2 separate regions of the Homo sapiens genome follow, and region 1 is linked to region 2. A link is an interaction called in ENCODE POLR2A ChIA-PET data of the cell type or tissue named here. Cell type or tissue: OCI-LY7. All regions are shown on one strand. Each heading gives the region's core, and the rest is flanking DNA. Links, peaks and the distances in the headings are about the cores only.

Evidence for each region. Peaks named below come from ENCODE experiments on the same cell type or tissue, not always from the same donor. Only the 100,000 strongest peaks of a DNase experiment are listed, where the experiment ranks them.
Region 1: POLR2A ChIA-PET joins it to region 2 with 7 read pairs; 4 of 35 experiments call an interaction of 5 or more read pairs at or near these places.

Annotation. Positions count from the first base shown.
Region 1 is chr13:27,162,280-27,172,693 of GRCh38, forward strand. USP12 (ubiquitin specific peptidase 12) reads right to left here and starts at 9,532. Exons shown (of 9, transcript NM_182488.4): 1 at 9,313-9,532. The coding sequence starts at 9,360. USP12-AS1 (USP12 antisense RNA 1) reads left to right here. Exons shown (of 3, transcript NR_046547.1): 2 at 581-644; 3 at 6,658-6,856. USP12-DT (USP12 divergent transcript) reads left to right here and starts at 9,980. Exons shown (of 2, transcript NR_046548.1): 1 at 9,980-10,093. RefSeq lists enhancers at 8,509-8,618, 10,119-10,308 and silencers at 8,859-8,908, 8,939-9,008, 9,079-9,168, 9,229-9,278, 9,419-10,058. In OCI-LY7, for the core only: no CTCF peak of the experiment used is centred there; no DNase peak of the experiment used is centred there.
Region 2 is chr13:27,222,180-27,232,593 of GRCh38, forward strand. No RefSeq gene overlaps it. Among named protein-coding and RNA genes, the nearest start is that of LINC00412, 9.9 kb to the right of the region's middle. In OCI-LY7, for the core only: no CTCF peak of the experiment used is centred there; DNase peaks (open chromatin) are centred at 5,032 and 6,187; H3K4me3 peaks cover 2,646 bases; H3K27ac peaks cover 2,582 bases.

The DNA of each region.
Region 1 (10,414 bases), core at 1,956-6,955, 60 kb before region 2:
CAAAGTCACACACACACAGATATGCAGCCGAAAAGTCAGGAATAAAAATTCCCCAATCTCTTGTTTGAAAAGGAGTAATTTTGTCTCAACCATCAAACCTGCAACACATTGCCCTGTAGATGTCATAACGAGTTTGCATGTCTAGAAATTTGGACCCCATCCCTAGCTGCTGCAGGGCTGACTTTAAGCTTCCTTTTCCATTTTGTGAAAATGGGGCTAATACTACCTAACCTTTCCTAATTCTGAATGGATCTTCAAGATGACAGATAGAGAAAGACTAATAACAACAACAAAATAAAATTAATGCTTTTGAAATACCTCAAAAAAAATCTATTGTTAATTTTCTTAGTTGTGACAATACTATCGTGTTACTGTTAAAGAGATTGCCCTTTCATTTTAGGTAGGTTTCTTATTGAGCAATATTTTGTTTTTTATCCATTCTGATAGTTCCTTTAATACAATGAAAGTAAGTTTGAACCATTTGGATTATTATGATTAATGAACTAGAAGAGCTTATTTCTTCCACCTGTGTTTTCTGTCATTCTTTTTCATTTTGTTTTTCCTATTTTCCTTCCCTCAGAGTTTGAATGGTAACGTTTAAATGTCTGCTGCTACGGAAGCAAGAAAATTCACTCCCTGTGTGGGTGTGTATTTATCCTTAATTTTTTAACATGTATATACAATCCAAAATTTTCCAATAGTGGTTGTTTAGTTGGCTCTTAAACAAGGAGGCCCTTAACAAGTTTTAACAACCCACTGAACTGTCCTTGTACCCCATCCATCTTGTTTTGTTGTCATTTTCTCTTCTTAAAAAAAATACAAGCAAATTTTGAAAAATCAATGTAATTCAATTTACCAGCATATTTTTACCAACTCCATTGTTTCTTATATCCTCATGACTGTCCTCTGGACTTACATTTCCTCAGGCTAAACACACACTTTAATAATCATTTTAATGTGAATCAATACTTGGTAAACTCCTGGTACTTCTTTAAATATGCCCCCTTCCTACTCTCCAGCCTTACTGTTCACAAGACCCGCTTTCACGCCAAACCACCTACAGAGCCTAAGAGTAACACATTATCTATTTACATCTGGTATCCCATCCCTCCATGTCCACATAATAAAGGCCATTCATTTTGCAAAGTTCAACTCTCTTCTAAGAAGCTTTTTCCTGAAGCCCTCTTCTCTCTCCCAAAACCACCTTCTCTTTCACATATAATTACCATTACTTATACCAATAAGAAAAACATCTCATTGCATGCATTTGTTTTATACGTCCATCCTCTTCTACAATACTGTAAGTAGAGCTGGTTTTCAATCTTCTCATCAGGACACACAGAGAAAATAGTATATGTAAAGCCCACAAGAATACAGACATAGCCAGGTGCAGTGGCTCACACCTGTCATCCCAGCACCTTGGGAGGCCAAGGCAGGAGGATGGTTTAAATGTAGGAGACAGCCTGAGCAATAGAGCAAGACCTGTCTTAAAAAAAAAAAAAAAAAGAAAAAAAAAAAAGAAAAGAAGCTACAGGTAAGACAGGTATGTCTGCTCTCACCAGAAAGGGACTGGCTAAGGGTCTCCTATCAACCCAGATACCTCCAGGCTTCCCAGGGGTCAAGAGGACTACTTCCTCAGCACAACTATAACCCACTCAAGACACACTGAATGGGAAGTTCCATAAGACCAGAGTTTATCACAGTCGTCTTCATGTTCTCAGAACCTACATGCAGCACGATATAATGTAGGTCTCCATGAATCCTTCCTCAAAATACTTTAGAAAAAGCACTCTTTATCCCTACAAAAAGGAAAAAAAAAAAAATCACTAGCATCAGGTAGAGGCTTAGTAGGTCACTAAAATAAAAAGCACTAAAATAAAATCAAAGGCAACAGTACTCTAACTCTACTGAAAGATATTATGATTTAAACCACCCTTTACAAGTAGAGAATGTGTGGATGCTTCCTCTACCCATGAAGCATTTCAGTTAAGAACATCTGTCCATTATCACTGAAATAAACATCTACTTCTTGTTTTCAGTTGGAAATAAATTTTTATTGGTACGTAGCTTTGGACATGTGGCTCACTACAGATAAATAAAGCAAGCTTACACATCTCTTCTTTAGACATAACATACTGTTTAGAAGAAGCTAATGGTCCTTCTGAAAGAGAAGCAGCAGCAAAGCATAAGCCAAGGAACAGAGAGGGCTATACCACCTCACACAGTGGTGCTCTACATTAAATTTCTTATAGTTTACACTATCACAAAAGTCTTCGAGTTTTGCTGTGAGAAAGCAAAGACTTACTAGTTTTTCTTCCTAAATAAATGTATATAAACTGCCACTCTAACCTCCTAAAGCAAATTCTGCACATAAGATAGCAAATGGTCAAATGTTATATGTAAGTTTTTCAACAATACTGGGACTCCAATAGAGAGTTTTCAGTTCAGCAAGTGTAACTCTTCATAATACAACTCTTCACTTACTACTTTCTCCCAACACCTTTAAAGTATGGTGTAGATATGTAAATATCCCTCTTCTAGACTAGGAGATTGGGACTGTAGGTTTTAGACAAGATATCTAAGAGCAAGGTGGGTAAGTTCAATGTAAGCCAACAAGAGATGTTATTCCCTTGTTATGCTCCCTAAAGGATAGAGCATAAGGAAATTAAATATAATAATATGGCCTCAGTAAACAGAAAAATCTGAAAGAAAATAAGTCCTGAAGCTAACTTGAATGCACACACCTTGTTCTAGTAATGACAAAAAGCTGGTGTGCTTTTTTTTTTTTTTAGTATAAAATAAGGTAAGATAGATTTTTCTTCTAAAAGTATTAGATTGTTGCAAAAGTAATTGTGGTTTTTGCCATTCTCAACTTATCTAAACTTGTAAAATATGTTTGAGAATGTCACAAATTAGACCAGTTATTTTTGTTCCCAGATAAAAGAAATAAATTATTCTATGAACTATTCAAAATAGAGAAAGAAGACAATCTACATTCTCAGCTTTCATATTATGAATTAATCCACTCAATTTCAAAATAAATTAGTGCTTTCTCAGGGGTATATACTACTAATAAACTAACGTTTCTTATAATGAAAAGGAACTGACAATTGTATTTCACAAAACAAATTTCCATTTTGGTTAGTATATGTTGAGCTAACAGATTAATTAGTAGTGCCAATGAATACTTTTTACCACAGGGAGGGGAGCAAATCATGTTAAAGGGCAGTAACAGCCAACATGACACAGTGATTACCATGGGCCAGGTACTAGTCAACAACCCTATGAACTAGATGTTATTTTACTCTCACTTTACAGGTACAGAGAAGTAACTTGTCCAAGGTCATACTCATAACTAAAGAAATAAACATGGAACCTCAAAAAAATTCAAATCCCTTAATGGTACTGGCAAAGAAAAAAGTGTCAAAAATTAGCAAATAGCTTTGTGAATTATTAGGCTGTTGGTGACGAAAATGGTGGTATCAGTAACCTCCAGTTTTAAAGAAAGAAAAATGTATTTAGACTGTAAAAACTAGGGAACTAAGTGAAATTCTTGCTTAATTATGTCTGATTCTATGCTTTTTATGTTATCTAAAACATAATTAGAACTCCCAAGATGTTCTAGAAATGGGCTACAGAGCAAAAAAAATAATAATAATTTTTTAAAAAAGAGCTCCTAAAATGATGAAAATGATACCAATAATCATTTATAAACTACTAAAGGATCAGAATTTTAGACCTAGAAGGAGACAAGCATATAAGGAATATCTATTAAAGAGTATCTAGTCCAATCCCTTTATTTCACAGATGAGAAAAATTAACTCGAAGTTTTAAGAAACTTTCCCATATATACACATCTAAATGTCAAAATCTGGACTAGAATTTACCTTCTGGTCCAACTGCTCTTTTCATTATACCATGCTGTCAAATACATAACAAAATACCATATTAAGTTTCTGGAATAGAGCTGCTAAAAGAGAAACCAAAACAAAATTAGATTATTTAAATCTAAAAAGGTTTCTGGAAAGGAATTATACAAAGTATACAAATGCTTAAAAGATACTTCCTGAGACAATAAAAGTTTCAGAAGAGCTAGAATAAATATGAGTTTAAAGGCAGGAAGAAAGGAATTTGGTAAATGACAAAAAGGAGGCAGACTCAGTTTGGGGGGACTTGGTCAAAAGTCTAGAATCAAATAAGGCAACAAGAAATGTGACATCATCTCGCTGCAACTGGCCAACATGGATCATGGTAGGGCAGATAATTAACCTACTTTGAGACCTATTAGCCACTTATTAGCAAAAGGTGGAAAGAGAAAGTCACCAGAAGGTAAGCAAAGCCATATGATATAAAATAAGACCATAATATTTATACACATGCCACATAATTGAATATGGTATTTAAAACTAGAGTTTTCAAGCATATTAAAAATTTCAGATCATAACAAGTCTTATCTTTGTGATAACTAAGTGCCTAAGATTAGAATAAACCACCTCTTATAAAATTCCATTTCTGCTAACTATATCACTTTACCCTCTAATAATCATTAAACATATAACCTGTCAACGCCCTAGTACCCTACCACTATGCTTTATTGGGCTCATCTCACCACCTCATCATTTTATAACATTAAACTCATGTTCATCCTAAAATTGGGCAAATTTTAGGATGGGCATGAATGATGATAATGATAACATGATAATCATTCGTGGGTAAACAGTGTAAAACTATATCTAGGGAATACAACTCAAGTTTTTTAAAAAGTTAAATAAAATATGCTCTGGCCAGCCTGACCAACATGGAGAAACCCCATCTCTACTAAAAATACAAAAATTAGCTGGGCGTGGTGGCACATGCCTGTAATCCCAGCTACTCGGGAGGCTGAGGCAGGGGAATCACTTGAACCTGGGAGGTGGAGGTTGCGGTGAGCCAAGATTGCAGCATTGCACTCCAGCCTGGGCAACAAGAGTGAAACTCCGTCTCAAAAAAAAAATAAAATAAATAAATAAATAACATATCCTCTGGGAGGTAAAAATTGACCTTCCTTTTGCTTTCTTGGAGTTTTTATATTTTCCAGATTTTCTATGAGAATGTATCATTTTTAATGTCCAAAATGTATTTTAGACAAATTCAAAAGATGAGTGGGCTTAAATAAAACTTCTATTAATACTTCTTCTAAATGTTCTCTCTCCACCAAGCTCAAACATTCCTTTGACCAAACATTTATGTAATAGAAGATTCCTTATTTTTGAGGTTTTCTTATTTTTTTTAAAGGCTTAAGAAGCTTAAGTTTTGTTCCCTTCTTAAATTAACACAGCAAAATTAGATAAGTAAAACAATGGCAACTCACATTTGAATGCTCCTATCATAGAAGTACTATTTTACTAATAAAATATTAATTTACAAATAAATATTTTATTAATAAAAGAACTACATCCACCCTATTTCTTGAGAAGGAAAAAGAAATTTCATTATTTAATATAATATTCTTGTTATATGAAGAGGAGACTTTCACACACACACATTCCCAACAACGCATGGGCTCTGAGGTTTGCCCCAGCTTTCCTTTTTTTCAGTAGTAAGGATAAATTGCACTGACCACACATACCCTTACCTGGATCCCAGTGAGACTGAGCAGTAAGAAAAGGCAAACATTTTCCATGTATGTCCTTTCTAATTTATGTTTTTAAAAATCGTGTTATTAAAACAGAGCAAACAAAAAAGAAAAGACAGCCAGTTTCACCTGTGCCTTTCTTCAGCAAGTAAAGTTTACCATGCTCAGGGTGCTGTGCTAGGCACAGGCTTTCTCAGAAGAAAAGCCCGTGGGACTCTCCTAGCACCTACCTTTACCAGCTTTGGCCTCATTACCACCATGTTCTAATGGATCTAATCTCATGCCCTTGTAACCGAGGGTGGGCAAGCAGCCAGGCCAGTGCCACCCCATGATCTAACTCTACCCACCTCCTGCACCAACAACTTCTCCGTTGTCTGGTCCCCCTCCCAACAACGCCTTCCTAACCATGACTCCTACAACCCAAACAGGAAGAGACAATAATGATCAGAGGCAGAGCTAACATTTATGGAGCTAACAGTAAGTAGTGCCAGCTCCAAAGCAGGGGCTGTCCTGACCACTACTGCATGCCCATGACGGACCACCCGGATTAGCCACCTCAACTGCAAAACACAGCCTCTCTACATGTATTCTGTCACTTTTCCCGTTATTTCACACTTATTAAGTATAATATTAAATATCAGGTAGGCAGGTACTCCGTGCCAGGCCCTGAAGTCTGAAACTACTTCAAAGGCAAAATAAACACTATGTGATACTGAAAATGTATTATTTCATAGACAAATTAAAAACAGGTATTTCAAGAGGTACCCTTGAAAATGTACTCACTGCAATCTAAACATAATCACTCATTTGGTTCAGGCTATAATACTAACTTATGAAAAACAAGTTTTACTAATTTTCACATGTAAGCACAACACTAGTGATCTAAAATAAGACACAGCTGAAGAGAATTGTTTTTAACAGTTACTTAACCCAATTAAGGTATTGCAGATTTGCCCAGGTACGTTATTTTGACAAATGAAAAAATTATGTACACTTCAGTACTTATAGAATAAAATTTCAACTCATCCTAAATGTTTTCACAGCTGCTGATTCTGAGAAGTGTTCTGTTTAAGTCCAGCCCATCTTCTCTCCACCATTCCACACACACACAGCCACATCATCCCTGCTTCACCCGGCATACCAGGAGGAGGCAGGAAGGACTTTGGAAAACTTTTATACTGAATGCAGAACTTGGTACTCCAGATCAAACTGCAGAAGTAAATGATAATCCTTCCCCTTCAAGGCCCTCACAATTGAGTAAGAGTTCAAAGAAAAATTTACTGCACAGTAAGTATGATAAGTGCTACTGAGATTACAAAAATGCCATGAAACTGTATGAAGGGGATGGAGGGTCGGGTTGGACAGGGGTAGGATTATTCAAGTAAGGCTCCCTGCTTAAGAGACAGGCACACACACTCGCCAGACAAGAAGGATACGGGGTGTGGCAGGGAGGAGCGTTCCAAGCCTAGCAAAACAGCACCTACAAAGCCAAAGAGGTATCTTTGCTTTTCAATTTTGTGATTCTCAGAGGACAAATGGCAATTTTCTTTAAAGAATAAGACTGCAAATTACTTTGAGATATTCAGCACTATTTGGGGGTACATTCGAATGTATTCAAATATGAATACAGACACACCCAATTTTAATAGTACCTTTGGAACGATCTCATTTGGCCAGGCATTTTCTGTATTTGCCAACAATACACACGCCCCACATGTAATTAATGTATCTGGATGGAAGCCCTAGAAAGAGCTTCTGATTTGACATCCTTGGGATCAGAATCCCACTTACTAAGTGTGTGACCCTGGCAAATCCCTGTGTCTCACTGTCCTAATCTGATTACAGCATACATTTATTGTTTACCTGAATACTGTTTGTGTCCATGAGCAAGAATGTAAACACCAAGAAAACAGGGGCTGCCCTGACCAATACTGCATCCCCAGTACTCAGCGTCGCCTCTAGCACTTAGTGGCTGCTAAGTGTATACTTGATATACAGTACTTGAGTGAATGAACAGTCGGTAAAGAGTATCACACCACTCCTGAAATCTAGTCTTTGACAATGAACTATGACCCATACAATGTGTGTAGCTCAGCCATGTGGCAAAATTGTCACTGTAAAAGACCTAATTATCGCATTCCTTTTGAAATTGACTAAGATAATAATTGGCGTATCTAAAAATAATTAGCCCAAACAATTCTCCAAAATCATTTTAATATAGTCCATTTAATACAAATGCTTTCCTAAAATGTAAACTGTGAGAAAGAACAATCATCCAGTTGGGAAATGGAGTCTTCAATGATTCATCCTTCAATATGATTTCTTTAATACTGTCGATTTTATGTCCACCTGATTTCAGTCATTTTTTGTACTGTTCCTCAGCGTGTAGTAGAGAATCTGCTTTTTAAGGCATCTTTCAGATCTGATTCACCACTCCTTAAAGAAAAATATATACAATGTACCACCCTTAGATGGAAAATTTCTTGGGGATCTCCTATATGAAATCAGTTGCATAAATAGGGCCAGTGAGGCATGAAACACAAGATTTCAGAAGTCTCTAATAACAACCACTAGGCCCACGTTGCAAAGAACAACTTTTTTCGGTGATGACTCATAAATTATGATCCCTACATATAAGCTCATGAGGAACTAATGAAACGAATTTGTCTCATCATGTGGAAAACTGTGGTCCTTCTGGCCACGCACAAAACACCAAGTTTTAAACGCGCCCACGTTTTGCTTAATTCGGGACTTCCAGCGGGCATTAGCACTTTTCCCTTACAGTCTATTTAAACGCCCTAGGAAAACAAATACCATCGCCTTGGCAGGCGGTCCCCGCACAGACAGACCTAGCTCCAGCCACATACAGATGTGTCTGGTGGGCTGAAGTAAACAAATGACAGGAAAGCTAATGCTGCTTTTCAAGATTAACGTGCATTCCCAGAGACAAGACTGCCACCTGGACACACGGCTGGAAACGGGAGAGCTCGTGCCTCTCAGAGGAGAAAATGGAGAGAATTTCAACAGTACTTATTTAAAGTTTCCACCTTCACACACGCCCCTTTCCCCCAGCGCGGGGTCGGGGACTCGGCCCAGCCAGCGGCGCGAGGAAATCTGCACTTGACTTCCGTCCTCTCCCAGGCGGGAATGAGCGCTGCCCGCCCCGGCCGAGACCCTTCCTTCCTGCCCGCCGACCCCCACCCCTCCCGGGGACCCCTCCCGCTCGGCGCGCGACCAGAAGGAAATGGAGCCCGCGCGGCTCCGCGCCCCCTCCCCGACGACCCCGGCCCGGGGCCGCGCTCTGGCTCGCGCGCGCCCACCCCTCACCCCGGCACAGGCCGGGCGCGCCTCGGCCCTCGTCCCCGCGTCCCGAGCGGACCCCAGCAGTTCAGCCGGGGACTCCCGGAGGCCGGTGCCCGCCCGACGCCGCGTCTGGCACGGTCGCCCACTCACCGCTACCCTCGCGCCGCCCTGGCCCACCAGGCGGCGCCCCCTCCCCAGCCGCCTGGGCCGCTCACCCCCGCGCTCCCCGCCTGCGCGCCGTCCAACCGCCCCCGCCCGGGCCGCCCGGGCCGCCCAGCCCGCCCGCCCGCCCCGGCGCTAGGCCCCGCGAGCGGCCACTGGGAGAGGCGGGTCCAGCGCCGCCCGCCCGCCCGAGAGGTCCCGGCAGCCCCGGCCGCCCGCTCGCCGCCACCTACCATGGTACAGATGGAGGCGAATTTGGAGACTGTCATTAGGATTTCCATCCGGCCAGCGCCATCTTCCACCCAATCACAGCGGCGGCGGCGGGCGGGGGAGGAGGGGAGCCGGGCCGCCCGCTCGCACCGCAGCCCGCGGGCGGACCCCGAGCCGCCGCGGACCCAACCACCGAGCCCGCTGGGCCGCCGCTGCCGTCGTCGCCGCCGGCGCTCAGGCACTCCCGGCCTCGGGCCCCAGCCCCCGCCTGCCGGCCGCCGGCCCGCCCCCGGCTCCGCCCCGGCGCAGGGCGCAGCCGCTGCCTCCGGGCCCGCGCCTGCACGCGAAGCCGCCCTCCGCCCACCCCGCCCAGCGCACAGGGGAGCGGGCTCCGCCGAGGCCCTAATGCCCGGCCTGCCAGGCAGCGGCGCGGCCAGGCGGCGCAGCCCCGCCCACCCCTCGGCAACCCCTCCGCGGCCCTTGTGCGCGAGCCGGGGAACTCCGGTCCGTCCCCACCCCGCGCGCGGCAGAGGGCAGGACCGAAGGCGGGCGCCACCTCCTGCCCGCGTCCCTGCGGTCCTAGAGCCGGGGACCCAGAGACCCCCGCGTAGGAAGGGGTGCGGCGGGGAGGCGCGGGGGTGGCGGCGGCGATCTGGGAGAACCCTGGAGGGGACCAGCTGCGACACCCACCGCGGGCGAGGGGACGGCGAGCCCCCGCTGCCTAAACAGAAAACGGAGGCGATGATCTGGGTAACTACGGGCGGAGTGGGAGGAAACCTGCTCTGCACAGTTAAGATAACCCGGGTATGCGTCCCAAGCACTTGGTTTGTTTCTTTTTACGTATATTGGATGAATCACCGGAGTCAAACACAACTTAGAAAAAGACAAAATAATTAAACAAAAATGAAGAGGCAAAGAACAAATTACACATGTTTAACTCTTTGAATTAAGAAGAAAGATAAGTAATGGGGGAAGGAGAGGAGCGAAACCTGTTGGCCTGTTGGCGATAAATTTATAATAGGCTTCTAAATATCTGCACATTGAGCTGCAAAATAGGGAGGATCTCAAGCCAGCAGTGATGATGATATTACCAGAGACAGGAAGCCCGCAAGCAAGAAAAATGCC
Region 2 (10,414 bases), core at 2,149-7,148:
GACACTTTTTAAAGGAAGACATACATGTGGCCAACAAGTATATAAAGAAATGTTCCATGTCACTAATCATTAGAGAAATGCAAATCAAAACCACAATGAGAGACCATCTCACACCAGTCAGAATGGCTATCATTAAAAAGCAAAAAAAGCCAGACGCAGTGCTCATGCCTGTAATCCCAGCACTGTGGGAGGTCAAGGTGGGTGGATTGCTTGAGGTCAGGAGTTCGAGAACAGCCTGACCAACATGGTGAAACCCTGTCTCTGCTAAAAATACAAAAATTAGCTAGGCAAAGTGACACACACCTGTAATATCAGCTACTCAGCAGGCTGAGGCATGAGAATCGCTTGAACCCAGGAGGCAGAGGTTGCAGTGAGCTGCGATCACACTATTGCACTCCAGCCTGGGCAACAGAGGCAGACTCTGTCTCAAAAAAAAAAGAAAAAGGAAAAGAAAAGAAAAGAAAAAGAAAGTCTAAAAATAACAGATGCTGGCAAGGTTGCAGAGAAAAGGGAACACTTATACACTGCTGGTGGGAGTGTAAATTAGTTCAGACATTGTGGAAAGCAGTGTAGATTGCTTGAAAAATATAAAACAGAATTACCATTTGATGCAGCAATCCCATTATTAGGTATATACACAAAGGAATATGCATTGCTCTCCCATAAAGATACATGCACGTGCATTTCACTGCAGCACTATTCACAATAGCAAAGACATGGAATCAACCTACATGCCCATCAATGATAGACTGGATTTTTAAAATGTAGTACATATACACCATAGAATACTATGCAGCAATAAAAAAGAATGAGATCATGTCCTTTGCAGCAACATGGATACAGCTGGAGGTCATTATCCTAAGCTAAGTAACACAGGAACAGAAAGCCAAATACTGCAAGTTCTCATTTCTAAGTGGGAGCTAAACAACGAGCACACAGATACTAGAAGGGGAACAACAGACATTGGGGCCTTTTTGAGGGTGAAGGGTAAAAGGAGGGAAAGGATCAGAAGATATACCTATCGGGTAGCTATGTTTATTACCTGGGTGATTAAATTATCTGTACACCAAGCCCCTGTGAAACACAGTGTACCTATATAGCAAACCTGCACATATACCCCTGAACCTAAAGTTAAAACAAAGAACTGAAATTCTGAGAGACACAGGTAGCCCTGAAAACATTATGCTAAGTCAAATAAGCCTGAAACAAAAGGACAAAAATTCTGTTGTTCCACTTACATAAAGTACCTAGAGTAGTTAAATGCATAGAGACGAGAAATAGAATGGTGGTTGCCAGGGGCTGGCAGGAGGGGAGTAATGGGGAAGTTAATTGCTTAAAAGTTATAATTTCAGTTTGGGAAAATGAAAAAGTTCTGGAGATGCATGGTGGTGATGGTTGCATAACAATATGAATGTACTTAATGCCATTGAGCTGTACACTAAAAAATGGTTAACATGGTAAATTTTATGTTATATAAATTTTGCCATAATTAAAAAAAATCTTTTAAATTTTCCCCCAAAAAATTAGAATTCTTTTGGAAAAAACCTCAAAAACATTTCAAGAAATGGCAATGTTATTAGAATAAGTGTATAACTTTAGAAAACAACAACTTGTAAGAATAAAATGCTTATTTAGATATTTGACTTTTTGTAAGCTTATTAAAAATGAATGTGTCTGGAAATAAGGTAAATTTACAAAGGTAAATATGCTCTTTAACTAAAAACAACCCCAAAACCCTGAAGTACTGATACATGCTATAACATGGATGAAGTTTTAAAATTTATGCTGCATGAAAGACAGACACAACAGGCTATATAAATTTCATTTATATGAAACATCCGGAATAAGCAAATCCCCTATTAGTGGTTTCCAGGGTCTGGGTCATGGGAACAATATAGAATGACTGCTTATTGGGTAAAAGATTTCCTTTTGTGGTGATGCAAATGTTCTGGAACTAGATAGTGATGGTTGCACAACATTGCAAATGGACTAAAACCCACTGAATTGTACACTTAAAATGGGTTTTGTTGTGGTTGTTTTAGAGATAGGGTCTTGCTCTGTTGCCCAGACTGGAGTGCACTGCTGGGTCTGGCCCAGCGATGGATGAAAGGAGTACTCAGGTGTAGGTATCCAGTGAAAGAGCGGGCTAGGGGACCAGGCCGCTCACAGACCCCGAGGAGGGTGTCCTAAAGGGTTGTAGCAGCCGCAGCCCTGACAAGCCTGCGCTGCAGGCATTTATTCAGTACAGATTTAATAACAAAGGCCTTGAGTCAACACACTTTGTGGGTAATTAATATGGTCACCACCCCATCCCACCCCCACCCCGCCCCAAAAAGCAATCCTGCGGATTAAAGGCCAGGTCCCGAAGCAAACTAATTTACCTAGATTAATTTCTTTACATCCCCTTGTTATCTAACCTTTGCTCTCAGGCTCTGGATAAGATAATTTGCCTGCCTTCAGCCAAATCCTCTTTCGAAGCTTTTGCAAAACCTCCTGGCCTTCCAAGAAGGCTTGCATCTTTTCCTATAATTTCTCCCACCACCCTGACGAATCTCCCACAGTGCACCGTAACTTTTAACTCTGGGCTCTGAAGTAGCTGAGACTACATGCAAGGGCCGCCATACCTGGCTAGATTTCTACACTAAATTTTAAGTTATGTTAATTTTACCTCAATTAAAAATGAAAAAACAAGGCAGGGAATTCACCAACTTATGTAGGACTCCAAGATTAGTACTTTTGTAAGATATACATTTATTCAACCATCACACAAAATTCTAGTTGGTACCTACTTTGTGTAGAAAGTGCCTAAGGAAGTATAGTGTGCTCTATGTTGAACAGGAAAATACATTTCCTTTAATTTGCAGTCCTGTATTTCACTCTAAACATAAACATACACACACACAATAAGAATAGGCCCACACTTAAAATTTTGTTAAACATACCAAAAATAAGGATAAAAAATGATTAACAAATTAGAAAATATTTTTATTACTAAAACTGAAAAGTCAACTTTTATTGTTTATACAGAAAATTCTGACCAGCCCGGGCAACAGGGTGAAACCCCGTCTCTACTAAAAATACAAAAATTAGCCAGGCATGGTGGCGGTCACCTGTAATGCCACTTAGGAGGCTGAGGCAGGAGAATCGCTTGATCCCAGGAGGTGGAGGTTGCAGTGAGCGGAGATCGCACCACTGCCCTTCAGCCTGGGTGGCAGAGCGAGGCTCCCTCTCAAGAAAAAAAAATTCTTTTTAAAAATCTGCCAGTGCATTATAGAAATTTGTACATCTTTTTCCTACACCATATATCATTGGTCTGTATAAATAACTTGTTCACAATTTTGTATCTTCTGATAAAACGAGTACTTTCCAAGGGTATGTAGTCATAATTCAGGTAATGATTCAAAATGTGTTGAATCTTATGCCCCTGTGCTGTTCTCTCACTCACTCCTATGGTTTTATGCCTCCTACCCTGGATAATTTGTCCTGATCTTTCAGATTAAAGATCATGTTGTTGATGTTCTGGTAGCCTCAGCTGGTCCTTCATACCACATATGAAATTCTTTTAAAATAATCTTCTTAGTTTAGCGTCTGTCTCCCTAGAGATTATATAATTTCCCCAAAGGCATGGACTTGTTCCCATCTTAAGAGCAGGTCCCAGTATCATAGAGGCACACAATGAATCACTTAATAAGAAATGGATGAATGAATATGTTACACACAGAACTTTTTTTATATAAGAAAAGGACCTTACAATTTTTTTTTTTTTTGAGACGGAGTTTCACTCTTGTGGCCCAGGCTGGAGTGCAGTGGCATGATCTCAGCTCACTGCAACCTCTGCCTCCCAGGTTCAAGCGATTCTCCTGCCTCAGCCTCCTGAGCAGCTGGGATTACAGGCATGCGCTACCACGCCCAGCTAATTTTTGTATTTTTAGTAGAGACAGGGTTTCACCATGTTGGCCAGGCTGGTCTCAAACTCCTGACCTCAGGCAATCCACCCACCTTGGCCTCCCAAACTGCTGGGATCATAGGCATAAGCCAATGTGCTCGGCCCTTTTTTCTTTTTTTTGAGACAGAGACTCGCTCTGTTGCCCAAGCTGGAGTGCAGTGGTGTGATCTCAGCTCACTGCAACCTCCACCTCCCAGGTTCAAGCAATTCTCCTGCCTCAGCTTCCCAAGTAGCTGGAATTACAGGTGCCTGCCACCATGTGTGGCTACTTTTTGTATTTTTAGTAGAGACGTGGTTTCACCATGTTGGTCAGGCTGGTCTCGAACTCCTGACCTTAGGTGATCCGCCCGCCTGAAAGTGTTGGGATTACAGGCATGAGCCACCACACTTCACCAGGACCTCACAATTTTTAAAAAAATTGTCTTATTTCTTGTTTGAATGGTGAATGATGACGGAGAAGAGGGTGCATACTACTGAGGAAGGCATGAAGGAACCTGAGGTTCTTGAACTTGAGAGCTTAATTTTCTCCCAGAAACTTGTCAACCCGAATAGCTCCTTTCTCATTCAATTAGAACAGGGTTTACCTCTCCTTTTGTAGTTAGTAGTTTCTCATTTTTGTGTCCTGGGTTCCAAGAGCATTAGTTAAAGCTTTCCTACTTTCATAAGGGTAATGCTGATAAAATAGCCCCAAAGTGTAAACAATCAAAATGTCTTTCAATGTGTAAATGGTTAAACTGGCACATCCAAACCATGGAATACTACCAAGCAATGAAAGGAAACCAAACTGTTGATAAACACAACTTAGGTGGATCTCAAGGGCATCATATGAGTAAAAAAAAAAAAAAAAAAAAAAGGAAAAAAAAGCTGATGTACTCTACAGTTCCACTTATTTAACATTCTCACTATCACACATTACAGAGATGAAAGATTAGTAGTTGCCAGGTATGGTGAAAGAAAGGGGTGGTGTAACTGAAAAGGGTAACACAAGGGAGCTGTCAGGTGTTGGAATAGTTCTGTGTCATGAAGTAGTGGTGTGCACTCGTGCAGGAACCTCCGCATGTGATACAATGGCATAGAACTATCCACATATGTTGTACCAAAGTCAGTTTTCTGATTTTGATATTGTGCTGTAGGTAGGTAAAAAGTAACCACAGGGGGAAACTGGTTGAAGGGCACAAAATACCTCTTTGTTCTATTTTTGCAGCTTCCTGTGAATCTATAATTATCTCAAAATAAAAAGTCAACAGAAATTTTTAAAAATTTTAAAAGGAAGATTGCTAAGTTTCACAGAGGAAAGCCCCAAACCTTGAAAGGTTGGAGCATTTTTCCAGATGCACCCTAGGAGGGTGGATGCACCCAGGAAGGAAGAGCACCCGGAGGAAGGTTGCATGCAGGACCCCACTCCCACCAGAAATTTACACTGGCTCTAACCTCCTTCTAGAATTAATAGCTACCTCAGCTGTTGAGAACAGAAACAATGCTACCTATTGCATATAAGTGTAGATGATAAAGGAACCTTGGTGAGCCAAATCCACAAAGCTCCCCTAAAAAGGCTGGAGCATAGTGGAGAAATGCAGATTTGCCCACAGCCAGCCACTTGGCTGATGACAGTCTCCAGACCTGTAAGCCAAAGTCCTTTCCCCAACACCTTGTGACCCCTTGTAACAAAATCCTGAAATTCTGCCAACAGAGGTTAAAGACAAATTCTTTGGTCATTAACATAAAATGCCACCCATTCAAAATTCTAGAATAGGACTTTTTTTTGAAATGTGGATGAGAGGTACTGCTAAAAAATTTGTAATACCTCTTCCATGCTTTTCACAAAAATGAATTAAAACATTTGAGGGAAAATAAAAAACGGCAATGCTGAAATCCACTACCCTACTATCATAACACTCTGCTTCCAAGGTCCCAGTGGGCATATTGTTACCTCACTGCTATGTCCTGCTGTCATTCAGAGCACAGCCCTCCCAGGACAAGAGCCAGTGTTTATCTGTTTTAAATAGATTTATTGAGACATAATTTACATGCCATAAAATTAACCCATTTCAATGGTTTTTGCTATGTTCACAAAGTTGTGTATCCATCACAACAATCTAATTTTAGACCATTTCCATCATCCCCACAATAAACTTTGTGCCCAGTAGCTGTCAGTCCTTACTCCCCCCTCACCTCACATTTAGGCAACCATACTTCCTGTCCTTATATGGTTACCTATTCTAGATATGTCATATAAATAGAATTATACAGTACATTTTGTTTTGTGTCTGGCTTCTTTCACCAAGCATAATGTTTTTGAGGTTCATTCATGCAGTAAGTCTCAGTATTTCACTTCTTTTTACTGTCAAATAGTATTCTATTGTATAGATATATCACATTTTGTTTATCCATTCACCAACTGATGGACATGTGAGTTGTTTCCACTTTTTTACTTTTGTGAATATTGCTGCTCTGCATATTCACATAAAAATCTTTGTGTGAAAATGTTTTCATTTATATTTGATGGATACCTATGAGTAGAACAGCTGGGTCACACGGTAACTCTTATGTTTAACCTTCTGAGAAACTCTCAAACTATTTTCCAAACTGGCTGCACCATTTTACATTCTTACCAGCAACATGAGGGTTCTAGTTTCTCCACATCCTTGCTGACACTTGTTATTATATCTTTTTTATTACAGCCACTACAGTGAGTATAAAGTGGTATCTCATTGTGGTTTTGATTTGTATATCCTTGGCAACTAAGAACATTAGTCATCTTTTCATGTGCTTATTGGCGATTTACGTATCTTCTTTTTAGAAATATCTATTCAAGTCCTCTGCCCATTAAAACAATTAAGTTGTTAAGAGTTCTTTATATATTCTGGATATAAGTCTCTTAGTGGATATATGATTTATAAATATTTCTCTCATTCTGTGGGTTATCTTTCACTTTCTTGTGGTTTTTGAAATTCAAAAGTCCAATTTATTATTTTTTTTTACCAATGTGCTTTTGTTATCATTTATAAGAAATCATTGCCTAACTTAAGACCACAGATTTACACGCCATGTCTTATTCTAATGTTTACAGTTGTATCTCTTAAATTTAGGTGTGCGATGCATTTTGAGTTGATTTTTGTGTATGGTATGAGGCTGAAGGCCAATTTCACGTTTTTTTTTTTTTTTGCATATGGATGTCTAACTGTCCCAGCACCATTTTTGAAAAGACTCTCTCCGATTGAATTTTGACATCTTTGTCAAAAATCAATCGACTGTAATGAAAGGGTTTATTTCTGGGTTCTCAATTTTATTTCACTGGTCTATAGTTTATCCTTATGCCAATACTACACTGTATTGATTACCATAGGTTTGCATTACATTTTGAAGTGAGGGTGTGTCTAAGTTCTCAAACTATAGTCAATTTTTCAAGATTATTTTGGGCTATTCTGGGATCTTTTCATTTCCTAAGAATTTTAGTTTATCAATTTATGCCCAGCCAGGTGTGGTGGCTCTGTAGTCCCAGCACTTTGGGAGGCTGAGGCAGGTGGATCGCTTGAGCTTGGGAGTTTGACACCACCCTGTCCAACATGGCAAAACCCCATCTCTACAAAAAATACAAAAATGAGCCAGGTGTGGTGGCGCATGCCTATAGCCCCAGCTACTTGTGGGGACTGAGGCAGGAGGATCACTTAAGCCTTGGAGGCAGAGATTGCAGTGAGCCAAGACTGGGGCACTGCACTCCAGCCTGGGTAACAAAGCCAGGTGCTGTCTCAAAAAAAAAAAAAAAAAGTCCCCAAAAAAGTCAGCAGAGATTTTGATAGGATTTGCATTAAATACGCAAACCAATTTGGGGGATTTTTGCCATCTTACCAATATTAAGTCTTTCACTCTACAAATATACTATGTTCTTTCATTTATTTAGGTCTTCTTTAATTTCTTTCAGCAATGTTTCTTAAGAGTAGAAGCATTGCGCTTTTGCTAAATTTGTTCCTAAGTATTGCATACTTTTTTGATGCTACTGTGAATGGAATGTTTTTCTTATTGTTAGGGTTTTTTTTGTTTTTGTTTTTTTTGTTTTAGATGGAAACTTGCTCTGCCGCCCAGGATGGAGTGCAGTAGTGTGATCTCGGTTCACTGCAACCTCCACCTCCCGGATTCAAGCAGTTCTCCTGCCTCAGCCTTCTGAGCGGCTGGGATTACAGGCGCATGCCACCACGCCTGGCTAATTTTTTTTTTGTATTTTTAGTAGAGATTGGGTTTCACCAAGTTGGCCAGGCTGGACCTGACTTCCTGACCTCATGATCTGCCTGCTTTGGCCTCCCAAAGTGCTGAGATTACAGGTGTGAGCAATTGTGCCCGACCAAGTTTCAAAGTATTAAATGCTGGTATACAGAAATACATTTGACTTTCGTATATTGATTTTGTATCCTGTGACTTGGACGAACTTATTAGTTCTTGTAGTTTTATAGTAAACTGTGCATAATTTTTTTTTCTTTTTCTTTTTTGCTGAGATGGAGTCTCACTCTGTTGCCCAGGCTGGAGTGCAGTGGCACAATCTCCGCTCACTGCAAGCTCTGCCTCCTGGATTCATGCCATTCTCCTGCCTCAGCCTCCTGAGTAGCTGGGACTACAGGCGCCCATCACCACGACTGGCTAATTTTTTTCTTTTTTTTGTATTTTTAGTAGAGACAGGGTTTCACGGTGTTAGCCAGGATTGTCTTGATCTCCTGACCTCGTGATCCACCCGCCTCAGCCTCCCAAAGTGCTGGGATTACAGGCGTGAGCCACTGCACCCAGCCGAACTGTGCATAATTTTCTACATACAAAGTCACGTCATCTGGAAATGAAGAATTTTGTAACTGCCTCCACCCAATGGGTTATTCCTGCCTGCTGCACAATAAAGACCACAGCAGTGCAGTAAAGAAAGAGTTTAACTGACACAAGGCCAGCCATACCTTGTGGGTATGAGTTATTACTCAAATCAATCTCCCCCAAAATTTGGAGATTGGGGTTTTTAAGGATAATTTGGTGGGTAGGGGGTCAGAAAGTAGGAAGTGCTGATTGGGTCGAAGATGAAATCACAGGGAGTCAAAGCTGTCTTCTTGTGCTGAATCAGTTCCTGGGTGGGGACAAGACCAGGCAAACTAATTTACCAATCTGGGTGATGCACTGGAATGCAGGGTCTGCAAAATACCTCAAGCACTGATCTCAGGTTTTACAACAGTGACTCCTAAATCATAATTTCTAATCTTGTGGCTAATTTGTTAGTCCTGCAAAGGCAGTCTACTCTCCAGGCAAGAAGGGGGTTTGTTTTGGGAAGGGGCTGTTATTGTCTTTATTTCAAAGTTAAACTATAAACTAAGTTCCTTCTAAAGTTAGTTCAGCCTACAGGAATGAGCAAGGACAGCTCTTGCAGGTTAGAAGCAAGATGGAGTCGGTTAAGTCAGATCTCTTTCACTGTAATAATTTTCTCAGTTACAATTTTTGCAAAGGTGGATTTCGGTTTTACTTCCTACTTTTCTAGATGCCTTTATGTTTTCTTGCCTCAACAACCTGGATAGAACCTCCAGGATAATGTCGAATAGATGCGGTAAGAGTAAGCATCTTATTTCTGATTTTAAGAGACAATCATTTAGTCTTTCACTATTAAGTAGGATGTTAGCTATAAAATTTTTCTAGATGCTCTTTATCATGTTGAAGAAATTCTTTTCTATTCCTAGTTTGTTGAGGTTTTTAAAAAATCAATAGGCATTGAATTTTTGAAATGCTTTTTTGAAAATGAGCATGTCTAATGAGGATGTGTTTGTCTTTCATTAATAAAATGTATTATAGTAACTGATTTTCAGATATTAAACCAGCCTTGCATTCTCAAGATAAGTCTTATTTAGTCAAACTGTATAATCGTATTTATACGTTGCTGGATTTGGTTTGCTAGTATTTTCTTAAGGGTTTCTTGGCATCTTAACATATGGGGAATATTGGTATGTAGTTTTTTTGTAATGTCTTTGTCCAGTTTTGGCATCAGGTAATACTGCCTCATAGAATCAAGTGGGAAGCTTTCTTTCCTCTATATTCTGGAAGAGTTTGTGAAAGATTTGTAAGCAATTTTTGTTAAATGTTGGGTAGAATCCTCCAGTGAAATTTTCTGGGCCTAGGTTTTGCTTTTGGGGAAGATTTTAAATTGTTGATTCAATCTCTTGCTTTAAATTTACTTAGATTTCTATTTCTTCTTTTCAGACAGGGTCTCACTCTATTTCTCAGACTGGAATGCAGTGGTGTGATCACTGCAGCCTTGACCTCCTGGGCTCAAGCAGTCCTCCCACCTCAGCCTTCCAAGTAGCTGGGACAACTAGCTAGCCACCACACCTGGCTAATTTTTGTACTTTTTTCTGTAGAGACAGGTTTTCACCGTGTTGCCCAGGCTGCTCTTGAACTCCTGAGCTCAAGTGATCTGCTTGCCTCAGCCTCCCAAAATGCTGAGATTACAGA